Regions from separate parts of the Homo sapiens genome. Here region 2 is linked to region 1. The links are chromatin contacts, found by Hi-C or POLR2A ChIA-PET in ENCODE. All regions are on one chromosome and are shown on one strand. Each heading gives the region's core, a stretch centred on a gene start or an enhancer-like site at or near the end of the contact. The rest is flanking DNA. Distances are from core to core; before and after follow the strand shown. Region 1 overlaps C3orf20 (chromosome 3 open reading frame 20). Region 2 holds the start of FGD5 (FYVE, RhoGEF and PH domain containing 5).

The links. A loop is a pair of places that touch in the nucleus more often than their neighbours do. ChIA-PET counts read pairs that join two places held with the same protein, here RNA polymerase II (POLR2A). Pooled maps may share reads with other maps.
Region 2: a map of G401 shows a loop between it and region 1 (5-fold over the local background). The contact joins the promoter of FGD5 here to the enhancer-like site in region 1. A Hi-C loop is called at or near these places in 2 of 168 maps with a recorded cell type or tissue (G401 and heart left ventricle) and 1 of 50 pooled maps. POLR2A ChIA-PET finds 5 or more read pairs at or near these places in 3 of 52 experiments (GM10248, H1 and PC-9).

The regions. Positions count from the first base shown.
Region 1 is chr3:14,723,538-14,727,524 of GRCh38, reverse strand. C3orf20 (chromosome 3 open reading frame 20) reads right to left here. Exons shown (of 17, transcript NM_032137.5): 11 at 501-624. Among named protein-coding and RNA genes, the nearest start is that of C3orf20, 50 kb to the right of the region's middle. Within about 2 kb of position 1,486, at least 14 of the 41 ENCODE cell types and tissues checked have a DNase peak (open chromatin) inside an H3K27ac peak, as active enhancers do; they include heart left ventricle, where a contact is called at or near this core.
Region 2 is chr3:14,816,530-14,820,224 of GRCh38, reverse strand. FGD5 (FYVE, RhoGEF and PH domain containing 5) reads right to left here and starts at 1,263. Exons shown (of 20, transcript NM_152536.4): 1 at 1-1,263. The coding sequence starts at 1,153.

The DNA.
Region 1 (3,987 bases), core at 237-2,736:
GGTCCTGAGGCCACCCATGCTGGCCTTGGGGGATCTCTGTGGGCCTAACAGGGACAGCCTAGAGAGGTGATTGCATTTTTCTCTTCTGAGATCCACAAAAAGAAGGGAGGAGCAGGGGCTCCAGATGGATGATGGGTGATATGAGAAATGGAGCTAAAGGTGAATGTAGATGTGGGGTGGGGAACAAGAGGGACACAGCCAGCTACCGAGAAACCCAGGAAAATAAGACAATCTCATGGAGATGTGCAAGACACTCTGGGAGAGAGCTCAGAAATGCAAGTGGGCTCACGTCACTATTCTTAGCTGTGTGGCCTTAAGTGACCTGAGCCCAGTGGGACCTAAAATGGGGAAATATCTCTGCTATGCCTACTTCCCTGGACATTCAGACTGAAGATGGAATGGGCGGTAAAGTAAAGGTCTGTCCCTTGAGATGACCTGCCAGAATCTCAGGACTGGGGAAGCCAACAGATAGGCCTTCGCCCACCTTTCAGCCTCCTTACCTGCGGCCAGCAAGATAGAATTAATGAACTGAGTCACTGTCTTCTGAAACCGCTTCTTGATCTCAGCCAGGGCTCGGCTCATCTTATACACCTTGTCGTCCATGTTGCTGATTCTGCGGTTCAGCTGGAGAGGGGCAAAGGGGAGGGCGGGTGTCACCATCCCCTCAAAGAGCCAGCTGCCTAGTCCAGGATAACTAAGACTTGCTCCGGTTCAGAGGATGTGCTATTGCCTGCCCCCCTACCCCTACCTGGAACACACCTCTCTCCCTCTCAGCCCAGTGAGTTCCTGCACACAGACCCAGGCCTGACTCATGGCCTCTCCTCGGAGGGTTTTCCTTGATTCGACTGGGCAGAACTGCTTCTTGCTTTGAACTCTCATCATGCTCAATGCAGCTTGAAGATGGAAGTTAGCACTTTGCCAAGTGACAGCTGTGTTTGAGCCTATCTTTCCACTAGACTGCAAGCTTCTGGAGGGAAGGGACCGAGTCTTGGTCTCTTGTGTGTCTGAGTGCTTGTCATGCAGGTGCTCAGTAAATGCTATTGCATTCGTGAGTAAGTGGACGATAAAGCCTTCTGCAGAGCGTTCTCTGCCGGCCTCCCTCTGCAGTGGATGCTGCGGTGCATCCCCCAGGAGCCCCTTCATCCCTCCAGCTGTCAAAACAGTGGCTGCTGACATTGCCCAGCTGAGAACCTGCCTCTGGCCAAGGTTACAGAAGCTGACTGGTAATTGCAGGCCACAAAGGCCCAGGCCTCTTGTTTCCATTTGGGATTACGCTGAAGGATCATTCTGACTCCAGGGCTCCCCACGGGATCGCTGAGGCCTCTGCCATGGCTGCCCTCTCCCTCTGCCTTCCTTCAGACCGTCAAAGGGGCTGTTCCCAAGAGCAGTCTCCAGTAAACTCCTACATACTTGGTTCCATTCCACAGTCTGTTTCCCAGGAGACCCAATCTAAGACCTGCTCTGAACAGCTGGGGCATGTCAGTGGCACTGCAAAATCAGGCCCAGTTTCCAGAGGTATTTATATTCGGTCTTTCTCTCTAGGAAGCCTTCCCTGATTTCCTCAGCCAACAGCAACTGCTCCCTCTGCTGAACTTTCACACATGTCCCTTCCTGTCCTTTCTGCCCTGGGTCCTGGTCATTTTTTTTTTTTTTTTCACTGCCTTTGTCCCTAAACTCATTCAGCAACTTGAGAGGAAGATCTATCATTTCTACATCTCCCACGTAACATAGAGAAGGTAGGAAAAAAACTCTCTTCTGTGGAATTTAATCCTCAAGTGGCAAGAGTGGGGTGGGCAGTATCAGATTTCCTGATGAACAACAAAGTCAGCCCACGAGTCCTTCTTTATGCTGAAGGCAGGAAATCTATAAAGGATGTCCCCAACAAATGGCAAAGTCTCAACCATCCTTCTGATTCTTGGCCCCAGTTGCTGCTTCTGCACTCATCTTATTTATTTATTTGAAATTTATACTCAGCCTGCTTCCAAAAAGGACCTGAGGTGGCACACTGGGCTAATAAAGCATTTAAACAGAGGCTGTTGTCTCGCTTCCCAAGAGCTGCCTTGATGGAAATATTTAGTGAGGAGCCAGGCCTCAGGGCTGTAAAAGCTGGGACCGCCATTCTGCCTGTCTCTCTGATGGGTGGCTCTTTCCAGGGCAATGGGTGTCTGGGGAAGCCATTTAACAAGCTTCTCAGTGACAGGGACTTGGAGGGAGGAGCCCCAACACTCGGCACATTTTCTTGGAAGCTCCTTGCAGCTCTCACGGTCCAAGAATGCAAGATGAGCTAATTTTCTAAGCCTCAGGATTTCATGTAAAATATCCTGAGATGCTTAACCACATGGTTAAGGTCAACATTTGGAAATCCTATTACCCACAAGAAAGCATATTTACTCATTGTTTCTGTTTATCTTGTTAGAATGTTGTCATACATAGTACACATGCTTGCACTCTCGAAAGAGGTTATGATCGGAACACTTTTTTGGCAAGTCAATCTTGGTCAACATCAGCTTCTGCTTTCTATAATGCAGCACTGTTTTCAGAATCTGTCTCAATGTATTGGTCTGTTTGTCCCTATGTTACATTTCCTTAAGACAGTTATGCTCTTTGATTTACTGTGTCATTTTAAATAACCTCTCAGTCTTCTACTGCACTGCCAAACCATGCCTTGATAAGCTTCCCTTAATAGAGACTCTACCTTCTAGCCCAGCATGATCCACTAGAAATATAATGTGAGCTACATGTGTAGTTGAAAATGTCCTAGTTAGCACATTAAAAAATTTTTAAAAGGGAAAATTAATTCTAATTATCTATTTATTTAAACCAGTATATCAAAAATAGGGTATGTCAACATATCACCAAAATAGTCAATTATTAATGAGAAATTTTACATTCTCAATTCACACTAAGTCTTTGAAATGCAGTGTGTGTTTCCATGCAGAGCCCATCTCCATTTGGACTTGTCACACGTCAAGGGCTCAATTGCCATGTGTGACTCATGGCTACAATATTGGACAGCACAGCTCTAGACTTCTAATTCCAGCTTGAGGAGGTTGCTTTAAGGTAAGAAAATAAGACTTGAATTCCTAGGGGCTTTTCTAGGCCTAAGGGGCTTGTTGGGTACACAGACTGAGAGTAATTTTTCTCAGCTGCTCATGGGGGTCTTGAATTGCTTGTATCTTGGTTCTCAGCTGCATTCCAAACTTCAGAGATAATCAGACAAGAGGTTGCCAGAAAAATGAAGCATTGCCACAATTTTATGAGAATAAATAATTTTCTAATATCCGTTGCCTTTGATAAGAAAAGTAGACTCACATTTTAAAAACGCAACCTAAAAAGGTTTCCAAGAAACATAGATAGGTGACTTCATAGCCAGTGCATACTTAATCACTTAACAATAGCTTTTTCTGGCCAGGCACGGTGGCTCACGCCTGTAATCCCAGCACTTTGGGAGGCTGAGGCGCGTGGGTCATCTAAGGTCAGGAGTTTGAGACCAGCCTGGCCAACATGGTGAAACCCTGTCTCTACTAAAAATACAAAAATGAGCTGGTGTGGTGGTAGGCACCTGTAATCCTCGAGAGTCTGAAGGCATGAGAATCACTTGAACCTAGGAGGCGGAGGCTGCAGTGAGCCAAGATTGCACCACTGCACTCCAGTCTGGGCGACAGACAAGGCTTGGTCTCAATAAAATAAAATAAAATAAAATAAAATAAAATAAAATAAAATAAAATAAAATAAAATAAAATAAAACCAATGGCCTTTTAGAGTGAGAGTGTGGAACCAGATTGACAGGGTAGATGGATCAATAAGCAAGATCATTTATCTCAGCCCAGGTGGACTCAAACTCTTGCGGGTAGTTTGCTCTTTGAAGTAACCAATGCATGCCGGATTCACAGGCACCTGTGTTTCTCCGGTACTTCCTCTCTTCCTCTCCTAGCAGATTCCACATGACCCTCTGGCACACCACAAGGGTGAAGCTAGATGATCATT
Region 2 (3,695 bases), core at 14-2,513, 93 kb before region 1:
CCGCACGCAGCCCCAGCTTTGGTGCCTGCTCTGATTCTAAACCTTTCGCTGATTCAGAAAGAGGAGAACAGCTCTCGCTGCAAAAAGAGGTGCTCTCAGTTGGGAAGAACTCATAGGGGCTTCCTGTGAGGGAAGTCACGAAGTCCTCCATGCAGTCATTCTCAAAAGGGACAATCTGGCAGCTCTCCTCGGCGGACTCATCCTGTGCATGGTCCTCCAGGGTGGCGGCTGCCACTTCTTGGTTGGTTTTCTTCTCGTGGTCAGGTGGTTCACTGAGGTCAACCTGTTCCCCACCTGTGACACCCGTGGCCTCTTCACATCCCTCCTCAAGAACTTCAGGGCAGTCTGTGGCTGTCTCTGCCTCCTGGACCCCGGCCAGCTCCTCCTTCTCAGGGGGCTCCTCACTGGTGTCCTCAGCATCCTGTCCCATGTCCTCCGTGGGCCTGTCAGGACCCGAACCCTCATCTGCCCCTGCTGGGTCTGTGCTGGCACAGCCTTCCTCATCATCCTCCTCTGCCTCCCCGGGGGTGTCGGGGGGCTCCTGGTCCTCTCCATGGATGTGAGGCAGGAGGAGGTCGCTCTGGAAGACCCCCTCTCCAGCCCAAGGCCCACTGTCCTCCAGGCTGCACTCCCTGTGTGGCTGCACTAGCTTCTCTTCCTCCTCACTTCTGGACACCTGCTCCAGTGTCCCTGGCTCATCAGCGCAGCCCTCCCCTTCATCCTCAAGAGCAAGGTCTGTGCCTTCCTCACCCTCCCTGCTCAGCGCTCCTGCACCCGGAGCAGCAGGGGCCACTGAATCCTCACCAGCTCCTGTACCCTCCAGGCCACATGCCTCGCCTCCCTCTTCACGCTCCTCTTCCTCTTCCGCAGAGGACTCGGGAGACACCAGGGCTTTGTTCCCCACACTGCCCTCGTCCTTGGGTTCATCCTCCCTCAGCGGAACCCTGGGGACCACGATGTAATCCTCGTCGGTCTCCGACTCAGAGCACTTTGGGATGGACCGGGGCCCCTCATCAAGCCCCCTGTCTACACAGGGCAGCCGCCCGTTGCTGCATTTGTTCAAGCTGTCATTCAGGTACACACTGGCTCTCCACTCGTTTGGGGCAGTCAGCCTGGGCTTGGGGGCAATGGGGGGCTTCGGACCCCTGAACATGGAGTTTGGACTGTGAAGACTCTCGGGCCTGGCTGAGGAAGGGAATTTGGGCGCGGTCACTGGCGTCAGTGGACTGGTAGTCTTTGGCTTGGGAGCGACAGGTGGTTTTGGTGAATCTAGATGACAAAAATAGAGAAAAGGAGAAAAAGTACAATTAACTTTATTGCCATTCAGAGTCTCCTACACACCAGTTGCAGGGGACGCCACAGATGGTTCCGTCCATCCATGTGAAGCCCACCTCCCGTGCTTTGTCTTAGGCTTATGCCCTCCACCAGAATCTTTAAAACCCCTTGATTTTCCACTAAAGATTCATTCTGTAAACAAAGTGAACAGACCTTTCTTCTACACGCAGCCCAACTAACGAAAATCAACCAAATGAAATCCTGTGCTCCTCAAATGAAGTGTCCAGGTCAGTGCATTCATTCATCCAGCAGCTACTGATAAACACTTTCTATGACCCAGCAACCATGGGAAAAGGCTGAACTTGCTGTCACCCTCCCTGCTGCCCTCATGGAGCTTACATCCCCCCTTCTACAGCTACTCCATTGGGTACCCACTAGCTACACGCACAGCACTGCAGATGGCAGGGTCTCCTAGGGTCAAGAAGAGAAAACAGACTCTGCTGAGAACTCACAGTTGAGTTACAACAACTGGAGGGTAGAGCCGGGGACCCTTGGAATATTATGACTGAATAGCTGCCATTTCATCCCTTCATGAATGACACGCCAAAGGTTTGAAAGAGTGATGTGTGCTTCTGCTGGGGGTCACGTCTGGAATCTGCATGCTTCAGGACTGTGTCCAGCCAGGCCTACACCCAAATTTCATGGGCATGCAAATTTCATGGGAGAAATTATATAGTACGTGCCAACATGGATCTCTGGAAAAGGATGTACTTGCCACATGGATATCTGTGGATGCTGAGGACCTTCTGACCATGGCAGAATAAAAGATGTGGTGCAGACTACAATGCAACTGGAATTAGAGAAGCATGGGCTGCTGTGGCCAGGGAAGACCTCTTAAAGAAGGTGATATTTTAGCTAAGATTTGCAGGATAAGAAGGATCTAGAGAAGGGGAACGGTCAAATGAGTGGTTGCCAACTTTTGAGCTCAGCATCTCTCTGCTACAAGACTGCCCATGCCTCCTCCCTGGCTTCCTTGTCACCTGCCTGGCCCCCTAAGCTCCCTTGCATACTGCGGGCATAGAATCCATCTCCATCCCAACATCTCTGCTTCAAAAGTACTGCATGGATCCCTGCCACCCATAGATTAGGACTCCCACGTTTCTCCTTCAGCCTGGTCTAATCTCCCAGCTCCATTCCCACTAAGGCTTGGGTATGACACAAGTGGCCTCAAAATAACAGCCTGGCTCCTAACAGGAGGGAAGATGAAGCAGACTGCCGGGAGATCTCTGCCAGCAAACTCTTCTCTTCCCACTCATGTTAGGCCCAGTGTTGTCCCTGAAACATCTAACATTACTAATCTCTAATCCAGGGCTGTCCCTGGAATGTGAGCCACATGTATCACTACATAGGCAATTTTAAATTATCTTGTAGGCACATTAAAAATAAATAGGTAAGGCTGGGTGCAGTGGCTCACACATGTAATCCCAGCACTTTCAGAAGCTAAGGTGGGCAGATCACTTGAGGTCAGGAGTTCGAGACCAGCCTGGTCAACATGGTGAAACCCCGTCTCTACTAAAAACACAAAAATTAGCCGGGTGTGGTGGCACACGCCTGTAGTCTCAGCTACTCAGGAGGCTGAGGCAGAGGAATCACTTAAACCTGGGAGACAGAGGTTGCAATAAGCCAAGATTGAGCCACTGAACTCCCGCCTGGGTGACAAGAGCAAAACTCCGTCTCAAAAAAAAGTAAAAGTAATTTTAACGATATATTTTATTGGACTCAATATATCCAAATATTATCATTTCAATATGTAATCAATATATAAAATGTATTAATGAGGTGTTTGACACTCTTTTTTCATACTAAGTGTCCCAAATCTAATATGCATTTTACATTTGCAGCACACTTCAATTTAGACTAGCTACATTTTACCTGCTCACGAGCCACATGCGGCTGGTGGCTACGGTACTGTCCAGCACAGCTCTAACTGGTTTTAGACATCTCCATGGGACTGTACCACTGGCACCTCAATTTCAGTATTTCTGAAGCCAAAGTTGGTATCAGTGCCAATGGGTTTAAAGGTTAAAACAGCCACTGCATCAGACCCCTAATCCACACCATTTCATCCACATCAATGCCCAGGCCAGCCACTGACATCCATACAATGACCCAGAATCTTCTAGAAATAGTGACTATCAAACTCCTTGTTTCCGTACACAGTCACGTGTGTCCTAGTTTAGAAAAGCGTCTATCCATATTAGTGAAAAACAAAACATGGGAGCTTAAAAAGATATGCTTCAGCTACCTGTTAGAGTAGGGTAACAGAGGGAGCCTTTGGAGCCTGGCTGATCTGGGTCAAATCCTGACTTTGCTACTTATCAGCTATGAAACTCAGCCTCAGTTTCCTCATCTGTAAAATG